Linked DNA regions of Homo sapiens: region 2 is linked to region 1. The links are chromatin loops, found by intact Hi-C in ENCODE. Cell type or tissue: ascending aorta. All regions are shown on one strand. Links, peaks and the distances in the headings refer to the core of each region. The heading gives the core; the rest is flanking DNA. Region 1 holds the start of LOC124902257 (a long non-coding RNA gene). Region 2 overlaps DELEC1 (deleted in esophageal cancer 1).

What was found. Hi-C counts contacts between places; a loop is a spot of excess contacts. Peaks named below come from ENCODE experiments on the same cell type or tissue, not always from the same donor. Only the 100,000 strongest peaks of a DNase experiment are listed, where the experiment ranks them.
Region 2: a loop joins it to region 1, with 2.2 times the contacts of the local background. A loop is called at or near these places in 1 of 110 quality-filtered maps.

The regions. Positions count from the first base shown.
Region 1 is chr9:115,154,631-115,160,011 of GRCh38, forward strand. The region is part of intron 1 of DELEC1 (deleted in esophageal cancer 1); the gene reads left to right. It overlaps LOC124902257 (a long non-coding RNA gene), which reads left to right and starts at 2,764. Exons shown (of 2, transcript XR_007061748.1): 1 at 2,764-3,085. In ascending aorta, for the core only: no CTCF peak of the experiment used is centred there; a DNase peak (open chromatin) is centred at 2,961; H3K27ac peaks cover 2,943 bases.
Region 2 is chr9:115,338,379-115,343,759 of GRCh38, forward strand. All of the region lies in intron 4 of DELEC1 (deleted in esophageal cancer 1), which reads left to right. Among named protein-coding and RNA genes, the nearest start is that of DELEC1, 200 kb to the left of the region's middle. In ascending aorta, for the core only: no CTCF peak of the experiment used is centred there; a DNase peak (open chromatin) is centred at 3,213; H3K27ac peaks cover 1,126 bases.

The DNA.
Region 1 (5,381 bases), core at 286-5,285:
ATAGTTTCAATTATGCTTAGGTAACAAATGATCCCTAAACCTTAATGTGCAGCTACAACTTTCAACTCCCTACTGTGCTATGTGGCCATGTTGCTTAGCTGTGGCTCTGTTCCACTTCAGTCTCTGCCTAGGGCCCAAGCTGACTGAGCAGCCTCTATCTGGAACTCTGTCAGATGGACCAGAGAATATAGCAACCACACATTGGCTCTTAGAAGCATCTTCCTAGAAGTGACACACATCACTTCTGCTTATGCTTCCTTGGCCAAAACAAGTCTTGTGAATCTACCAGAATTGAACAGGATGAAGGTATATAATCCTCCATGTGAGGGGCACAGGATAGAGGCACAGGATAGGTGAGCAGTAATATCATCTCCTACAAACAGCAAGGACAGGGCCTAACTGGCGGTGCTCTCTGCTCCTTCTGGTTTACCTCCCCGTCTTTCTCCTTTCACTAGTGACCAGCTGTCAACCTCACTTAGTGTGGGAGAGCTGTGAGCTGGGCTGAGTCGCCGGGGATGAGTTGGAGGAGCCAGGAGACTGACTTCATCTCCACCTGGTCCAGGAAGGGAGACTGAGGGAAGGGGCCTGGATCCAGAGCTGGAAAGATCTTGGCAGGATGTGGCTTTTTAGGAGGTAGAAAGATGGATTTCACCATCTGTCTCTTTCCTAATGTTTGGAGGGGTGTTCTCCCGGGATATAGAGGCTGGTGGCCCAGATTTCTGAGACATCTTTGTCAGCCAGCACTGGCTCAGCACATATCAATTGTGAAGATCAACTCCTGGCAAGTGTGGAGTTTGGCATCTACAGGGGCCAGTAGGGGAGTGAACCAGGGATAGGGACAATGACCAGAATCCTTACTTGTTGTCAGTGGAAATAAACACGCATAAATTTGTCTTTAGCACACGAAGACCCAGGATAAGACCCGTTCGACCTGCCTATATGGAGCCTTGGGTGAGAGATCATCTTAGATTTTTCTGCCACCTTAAGGTATTTCAAACTCCCTTATCTTAACCCTGCCTGCCAGCTGTGTTTGTGGACCCTGCATTCAAATCCTCCTTTAAAATGCTATTTGGAAAATAAGCTTTAAGATCAACTGTTTTTAAGATACAAACTCAGGCTTCTGTCTGTAGGCACCAAAAATCATGCCCTGGACTTCTAGCATCAAGGTAGTTAGAATACCTGTTAAGAATACATGGAATTGGCCAGGCACAGTGGCTCATGCCTGTAATCCCACCACTTTGGGAGGCCAAGGCGGGCAGATCACAAGGTCAGGAGTTTGAGACCAGCCTGGCCAGTATGGTGAAACCCCGTCTCTACTAAATACACAAAAATTAGCCGGGTGTGATGTTGGGCACCTGTAGTCCCAGCTACTTGGGAGGCTGAGGCAGGAGAATTGCTTCAACCCGGGAAGCAGAGGTTGCAATGAGCTGAGATTGCGCCACTGTGCTCCAGCCTAGAGGACAGGGTGAGATTCCTTCTCAAAAAAAAAAAAAAAAAAAAAACATGAAATTTAGTTTTATTTCTGGCTCTGAAGCTTTCTTGGACCATCAGGCACTCATTAACTTCTCTGAGTCTCATTTTTCCCATCTGTTGAATGGAGATGCTGATCATAGCTCTCCTGCTTACCTTAAAGGACTACTGGGGGAATTCAGTGAGAGCCTTTACTTACTGAACATCTACTGTAAAGTAGACATTGGCTTTAAGACAAGTGGGAACACATTGTCATTTATAAGATTTATGTAAAGTAAATAAAAGAAATTTTTATTGTTGTAGTTATTCTATTGGAGAAAATTAAAGTTGGGTATACAATCACGGACTGTACCTGATTAATTCTTGCATCTGATTCTTATGCCTCTGTCTTCAGAATATTTGTAATAATCTACAATTGTCCATTTTGGACTGTGAATCTTTTGAAGTTGAAATTACCTTTTCTTAGGTTGGCAGTGTTTCTCACCTGGATTATGGCAGTATCCTCTTATCTTGCCTCTCTGCCCTCAGTCTCAGCTGCTCCAATCCATTCTATGCATAGCAGACAACTATAAAGATATTTCACTTCTGCTGAAAATCCTTCCATTGCTTTATGCTCTTCTGAGACATCTACTTTTTTAGACTCTCTTTAGAGAATCTTTAAATCCTAGCCTCTGATAGTTTCTCCAGGCATATCTCTCAACACATCTCTTCCTACCCCACTAATACAGTCATGTGCATTCCCACAGAGAAGCCCAAAATCAATATTGGAGTCTCTCTGAAATACCTGAATCCTTAATGAGGTCCCAGCACCTTGGACCTTTGCATAGTTTTGGCTAGAACATCTTTGTTCCTGTGACTTCCCACTTAGGTTCAACTCCAAAATATCTCTCAGATTTCAACTTGAAAGTCCCTTCACTTCCTCTGGGGAATCTTGCATGATATTCCTTTTTTTTCTTTTTCCTTCCTAGCTCATTATCAAACCTGACATCTAGTAATTGTAGTTGCTATTAGGCAGTGTCTGTTTCATTTTTAGGTGGTTACTAGACTTTGAGCTCTTTGAAGACAGGGATTGAGTCTCACTCATATTCTCTTTTCTTGAATTCTTTCCTTTCTTCCATAAATAGTACGTGATTTTCCACTTTGGGCCAGGCACAGTATTCTTAACGTGCTCATATCTTCATGCCTAATATGGTGCCTGGTACAAAGCAAGCAATAAACATGAATGATGGAATGAGTCAACCAGTGAATCAAAGGTTTAGTTCAAACAAGTTAAGCCCTCCCTATGGTCTAGGAGCTTCGAGAGGATCAACACCTTTTCTAACTTTTGCTTTTTACCATATTCTAGTTCCTTTTTTGTTTCACCCTCTGACAGAGAGAAGCTGAGTGGGAACAGGCTGCCACATTTTTGTAGGATATATCATCCAACTGGTGAATCACCCAGGCCCTTGATTTGGCTTACTATTTAACTTTTTTTTTTTTCTTTTTTTTTTTTAGATGGGCTGTCACTCTGTCAACCTAGGCTAGAGTGCAGTGGTGCAACTTTGGCCTGCTGCAGCTTCAACCTCATGTGCTCAAGCAATCCTGCTACCTCAGCCTCCAGAGTATGGGACTACAGGTACAGTCCAGCATGGCAGGATAATTTTTATATATTTTGTAGAGACGGGGTCTGTCTTTGTTTTCCAGGCTGGTCTCGAATTACTGGGTTCAAGCAATCCTCCGGCCTCAGCCTCCAAAAGTGCTGGGATTATAGGCATGAACCACCATGCTCGGCCTATTTGACCATTTTAATGTTCTTATTAACTTGCTCTCCTGGGTGGTAGGAAGATCATGGCATGGAGTCCAAGGTTCTCTCACTTGCAAGTGTCCTTTGTGCACTTCGCTGAGTGTCCTTGTCCTCATCTGTAAAAAGGAGATGGTGATATTTAGTCTTGTGAGAAACTACTTGAGAGAAGTATTATAAGTACCTGGTTACTTGATGTAGTCCTTGGCAAAGGGTGGATTCTCCAAAATTATATCTTCCTATTTCTTTCATTCAACACCCACTCAGCCAGGATAAGACCATACCAGAGCAAGGAGGGGGACTATAAATAACAGCAAAAGGACAATATCTGCAGAGAAAGTAGGGAGCTGGAACACTGACTAAAGGAAAGTTTTCATATTACCCTGTGAATTGTTGGACAAATCATTCATTGTTTTTTGTTTGTCTGTTTGTTTTTTGAGACAGAGCCTCACTCTGTCATCCAGGCTGGAGTGTGCAGTGGCACAACTTCGGCTCACTGCAACCTCTGCCTCCCAGGTTCAAGTGATTCTCCTGCCTCAGCCTCCCAAGTAGCTGGGATTACAGGCATGCGCCACCACGCTCGGCTAATTTTTTTTTAATTTTTTTTTTTTGAGACGGAGTCTTGCTCTGTCGCCCAGCCTGGAGTGCAGTGGTGTGATCTCAGCTCATTGCAACCTCTGCCTCCCTGGTTGAAGCGATTTTCCTGCCTCAGCCTCCTGAGTAAACTGGGATTACAGGCATGTTCCACCACACCCAGCTAATTTTTGTATTTTTAGTGGAGACGGGGTTTCACCATGTTGGCCAGGCTGGTCTTGAACTCCTGACCTCAAATGATCCACCCACCTCAGCTGCCCAAAGTGCTGGGATTATAGGCGTGAGCCACTGCGCCTGGCCTGGCTCATTGTTTTTATATATAAAACTTACATATTTTCTTTCCTATGGGAGTGTTGTGATTACTAAATGAGAGAATGAATGCGTAGTCATTCTTCAAGGGATTGTCACACAGGGAAGCTTCAATATGTTTGGGTAACAGTAATATTATATGATCCATTTTCATTTCTATCAATTTGGTCAGCTAAACTGTACTTTAATTCTGAGATTCTTTAACTCCGACAGCTGGTCCAGACTGGCATAGGTCCTGGGGGCAATGACAGAGTCCAGATGTCCCCATGGGCATGACTTGCAAATTATGTACTTTGACAGAATATGGTGAGGACAAGAACCAGACCATGCAGCACTATTTTCACGCCAGCTGCAGAGTCTAAATGTGTTTCCTGACACCTCAGAACCTTCTTGGGGGAGGGCATTCTGGGCTGGGTGATGGGACATGCTGGGATTTTGTTGCTCTCCTTCCCTTGTGGGTCTTAATGGAAAAGCTAAGTCACCAGCAACAGAGAAATAGCGGTGTCAGGCATTGTTGAAACTTTCCATGTATTCTCATGACACATCATTTCCAGTTATAAAAAAGAGTGGAGGTGTTGGGCTCTGTTGCCTAATCGTGGTAAGAAGTCCCTTTTACTAGAATGCATTTTTTCATCACAGCATCATGGTCAATGATCAACCATGTGAACTTGTGTAAGTTGCATAAACTTTTCAGTATCTTGACGTCTCTGTGGGAAAAGATGGAGGCCATATGTGGGAGAACAAAATCATGATTAGAGACATGGGAGAGAATAGGGCTTCAGAGTGCAGCTCCACTTCAGACCAGTGCATGGCATAGTACACATTGCCTGAACTCTCTGAGACTCAGTTTTCTCTCCTGCTAAATGGAAGTGATAGTTGGTCCATTTTATGGAGCCGATGTAAGGACTAAAAGTTATAATGCATATAATGTCCTTTGTCTGGCACACATTAAAGGATCAACCCACTTCTGCTACCATTATTATTAGGAACAAATACTTACTAAGAACCTACCATATTCAATATCACCTGAGTGCATTTTCATATTCAATTCTCACAATGACACAAGGAGATATTATCCTAATGTTGACTGTGAAAAAAATTAGACCTGGAGGGTTCAAGTCACTTGCCCAGATTCACATGGGTGTGAGTGGCAGAGTTGGAACTTAAACCAAGAATTTTTGATACCAAAACCTATTGATGATCTTTCCACTGAAAGATACTGACTAGA
Region 2 (5,381 bases), core at 289-5,288, 180 kb after region 1:
CCTGTTGCTGACACCCATCGGGTGGTCAAAGGCTGGGGTCAGTCCAGAAGCCTTTGGATAGCACCAGGGGGTAGCCTCAGCCAGAAATCCTCGTTTGCTACAGGACCTCTTCCAGCCCCAGATGATGGCTAAGTACTCTGTGAAAGGAAGCTGGTTCAAACATGGCCAATATGCCCAGGAACCCATGGGCACCGGGGGATTCTCCATGTTGTCCTCAGCAAGCCTGTCCCCCAGATTTGAAGATTCTGTGGGTAGAAACAGTGGTAATTGGATGCTGAATGTGAAGAAAAGAGAGAAGTTCTAGATAATCCCTATCATTTTTCCCAAATGGTGGAGTGAAATGAGGTCACTCGTTAGACAGAGAACCCAGGCAGAATGGCAAAAATTCCATAAAGAATAATTATATTTCCTCTTTCCTTTTAAAGAAATCCAAAAGTCCTCTTCCTTCTCCCCTTCCACATTTCCCTTCTCCTTTCCTTCTCCTCCTCTCTCTCCTCCTTCTCTTTCTTCTTTTCTTCTGTGTAGCTGGCAGCATTGGTATAAGCCAACAGGAAAAAGTGAGACAAATCTCAGACTCGACAGAATGTGTCTTTTCCTGTCTCTTCCCCAAACAGCTTTCTAGATGCCAAGCTCTTTCCTACCTGGTGGTCATCTTGCTGCCAATTGATCTCTTTCTGAAAGGCTTGTGTCTAACTACCCCCACCCATGAACACCCTCTGCACACACAAGACACAGACATTTAACCTGCTGATGTCCTACTCATTATTTAGGCTGTGTTTAATTGACATGTTCTAAGGAAAGTATTCACTATTTTTAAGCATTGACTCTCCACCTCACTACCATGAAAATACACACACACACACACACACACACACACACACACAGTTTATGCTCTGTTATATACTGCTCTGATTTTCTGTATCTTTCACTTTTTGCACTATCACAACTATAATAAAATATTTGAATTACTATCTATATAATGCCCTTCTCTCCCATTAGTCCATAAGCACCAAGAGACAAAATCCATGTCTGCTTTCCTCACTGTGGTATCTTTTGAACTTATCACAGAACCTGGAAAATACCAAGTTATAAACATATTCTGAATGAAATAATACAAACGAATCAATGAATGAATGATGGATAAATGCAGTGTACTATAATAATGATGTAAGGAACCACTTCTAAGCACACAGAAAGCATAAGACAAATGTTCAAGACACACATGCACCTGTAAAATGAGTCTCTGATCAGGATAGCTGCTCCAATCATGGGACATTAGACACTTGGTCTTCCTGAGAATTACTCATTGGTAAGCACTTTACAGTTTATGAGCTTCTCTCACTTGCATTATCTCACATGATCCACCCAGCAGTATTGAATTGGAAGAATTATCAGTTCCAATTGCAAATGAAAAAAAAAAGAAAAAGGCCCATGGAGACATTGTAATGACCCAAGGTGTCACAGAGACTGAGTGGGAGGGTTAGCATTTTTTTTTTTTCTTTTTGAGATGGAGTCTCGCTCTGTCACCCAGGCTGGAGTGCAGTGGCACGATCTCGGCTCACTGCAAGCTGCGCCTTCTGGGTTCACGCCATTCTCCTGCCTCAGCCTCCCGAGTAGTTGGGACTCCAGGCGCCCGCCACCACGCCTGGCTAATTTTTTTGTATTTTTAGTAGGGACAGAGTTTCACCATGTTAGCCAGGAGGGTCTCGATCTCCTGACCTCATGATCTGCCCACCTCAGCCTCCCAAAGTGCTGGGATTACAGGTGTGAGCCACCGCGCCTGGCCAGGGTTAGCATTTAAATCCATGTTTTTAATTCTGAAGACATTTTTCTCCATACCTTGATGTCCTTCAGACAGATAGGCATTTACTAAGCACCGACTCTGCTATGTGCCAGGGATATGCAGATAAAATTGATTCTCTGTATGGACGCAAATAGATAAATAGACAGAATGGGTCCATACCTAGTGTGGAAGGAGTTGCAAGGAGTGGGCAACTTAGTCGGTTCTAGGACTGGCTCGAAGTCTGGAACCAGAGGACACAGAGCCAGGCAGGGGCAGCACCTCCCTTACAGACAGGGCTAATCCCTGGCAAGTCAGGGCTGTGGAGTGCTTGGGGAATGACCTCAGAGACAGACAGGGAGGGCCCTGGTCTTGCCTGCTTAGCTGCCGACAGTCCCAGATCCTAAGGTGGCCCAGTAACAGCAGGGGGACAGGGGGACCTGCCCTCGGTCCTCAATTTTTTCATGGTCCTTGCCTCCCTTCCAAGCCCCTCTACTATCCTGGCACCATTTCTTCCTGGGCACCTAACGCAGACCTCATCCTCTGTCCTCTTTAGTTTTTATTAAAGAGACAGCTGATGAGGACTTAGAGTGCTACCCCTGCAGAGGAACAGAGAAGGGAGGTGTGTGGTGAGAAGAGGTTTGGTCAATGTGTGATTTTTCTTGCAATGCCCCTTTATCAACCTGAGGTAAGGGCACTTTGGGTACTTTGGTTTGGGTTGAGAAGATAATTTGGGATATGTTGGGTGAATGATTTGAAATGAAGCAGTCAGACCATTTAAGAACACGGGCTTTGGAATCAGAGATCTGAGTTCAAATATGAGTTTCACTGCTTCACTTCCTGATTATGCCACCTCAGGCAGGTTACTTGACATTGCTGTGTCTCACTTTTATCATTTGCATCTGCAAAATAATTGTCCTAAAAACCAATTCATAGAGTTGGCTCAAGGACACAGCTGGTACCAAGTGAATGATGGTCATACATGTATGTGTGTGTGCATGTGTGTGTGTGTGTGTGTGAGAGAGAGAGAGACAGAGAAAGGGAGGGAGGAAGAGAGTGTGTGTTTTTGCATATGACTTAGCATTTATTGAGTACTTCTTTGGTAGAAACTATGCTAATTGTCATGTGTATATGATTATCTGATACAGATTTTATTAAACCCATTTTACAGATGAGAAAAATGGAAGCTCAGACAACTTAAGTAATTTGACTCAGGTCAAATGGCTAGAAAGTGCAGACCCAGGATTTGAGATTTAAATCAGGTTTCTTGATGCCAAAGCACCTGCGTATGGGTAGTCTTTCTAATACACAGCAAAGTGGAAGCTGTCTCTCTTGACCTTGAGCCACTCCTTGCGGCAAAGTTTCCAGTTAACATGAAACCCAATCAGATTCCCCAAAATAGCAGCCTGTTCCTCTAGGGAGAAGAGGAGCCCCACCCAAAGCTTGCTCCAGAGTCTTGGAGGAAAGAAAAAGGAGGGAGCAGAGAGTCTTGCTTAAAAATGTGACACATATTTTCCAGGAGCTGCCTCCAGGCCTGGGATGGAGATTCTGAGCATCATGATTTTAAACTTTTTACTTAATTTTTCATTCTTGCTTCAGGCCTGGGCAAGCTGGACTCTCGAGTCTTGAACAAAAATGGAAAAATAAGGGCTGCAGTTGAAATCATTTCACTGTGCCTATTTCACATGATGCTGCCTGCAAAAAATATAGCAAACAAGATTCCTCTGTTCAGTTTATCTCCAGAAAGAGGGAACCTGCATGGAGAAACTGTAAGGAGTGAGAGAGAGGTTTCGGAGAAAGATGAGCTTTAGCTTTGCAAAGGTGGGATTTGTTTTGCACAGTAAATTTCTGGAATTATTTCATTTGATTTCCCATTGTTTGAGTGTACTGGGTGGTACACCTTGTGCTAGGCACTGGAGGAGCTCTTAGAGGATTTAAAGAGTCATAATCTCTAAGTGATATGAGTAGTGGGGTTTGTTCAAAGAAGAGAACTAGCAAAGAGCAGGGCATAATGAACTAACTATAGGTCAATTTTCTCCTCTTTCAAGTCCTAGTTTAAACACAGAATACAAAATATGTCTTTCAAAATGATCATCTTTCACTAAAGGAAGCTGATTAAATGTACAGGTGCAGCCTCTAGACCTTCCTCACATGCTTTTCTCTAGCTGGAAGCAGAGCAATGCAATTTACATGGGCACTGTGATCAATTCTTAACATGGGGATTGTGAAGCACTCAAAGAGACTTGATTGGATTAAAGACTGATAAATCTTTCCTTTAAGTTTTCTGAAAATGATAAAAAGAAAACAAACAAACAAAAAAAAGAAATAAAATCTACTCCATCTTCCGTGAACGTGGAAATAGCTATAACCCTGAACCACAGACTTTGATATATTCCTACTTAGCACCACGAAATCTTGTTATGGACCTGAAACTGGGTGCAGATTTTCCTAGAAGTGCCACAATCCTCAAAAGACCATTCAGTGGTCCTTTGATTAAAGTAGAAGAATTTAAAATTGTGGCAAGCCATGGAAGAAGAGAGATAATGCTATAAAAAACCACTGGTCTGGAGATGGACGCTATATCATGATATTTGTAACTGATTGTGATTTAGCCCACCTAGATGGTCACTGCATCTCTGGGGAAAAGAAAGGTGGAGGATGACATGAAAATAGCGTTCACCGAATGACAAGCCAGAAGGCTTGTGTATACAGAGATAGCATGGAAGCCAAACTGATCTTCCAAATACCTAAACCAGAAAGAATTGACAGCTGCATGCAGGAATGGAAGGGTTAAATTTGATAAAAGTGTTCTGGAAAACAAACTTGCAATAAAAATGAATACTGCCTTTAAAGAACTTCCCTCCATCTTTGACTTCTGCACTCCTCACTCTGCACAATATTGTTTAGTAAATACTTTGTCATGTTAAAAAGAATTATGAGCAAGAAATAAGAACAGAAGTTTATGCATAGACACTGAATAAGCAAAGCAATGAAAAGCAAACAAAAGAACACACATCACTGGAGGAAGAGTTCTAGCAAATAGTTTTCCAGTTCCTGACAGCTTCAAGAACATTAGGTCACCCTGATATCTCTTTTGCATAAAAAAGGGAGCTCTGAGCTAAAAAGCAAGAGTTCTAGTTTAAAAAAAAGGAAAAAAAAAAAAAAAAAAAGAAGGTGAGAAGAGCTCAAGAAATAATCAAAGAAGAAATTTTAAGTAATATTGAAGTGGAAGACACATGAAAATTCCAGAAGTAGAATGAACTCAACTGAAAACATAGTCAAGGACAAAGCTGTGCTTGAGAACAATCACATTAGAAAATGTTTTATGAGATGAAAATAATTTAACAGAAAGAAACATCATCATATTACATGCCAAGAAATTTTTATATAGAATCAACAGCACAGATCCCAGTAAATTTAATACATTTCAGATGTGATAATAATAATGTAATAATAATAATAAAGTAATTTAGAAGGAAAAAATTCAGAGTTGCCTTATACTCCTCCACAGCAACATGTAATAGCAGAAGACAGTGGCATAATATCCATAATGTTTAAAGGGAAGAAAACTAGACCCATTATACCCAGCATAGCTTGTCTT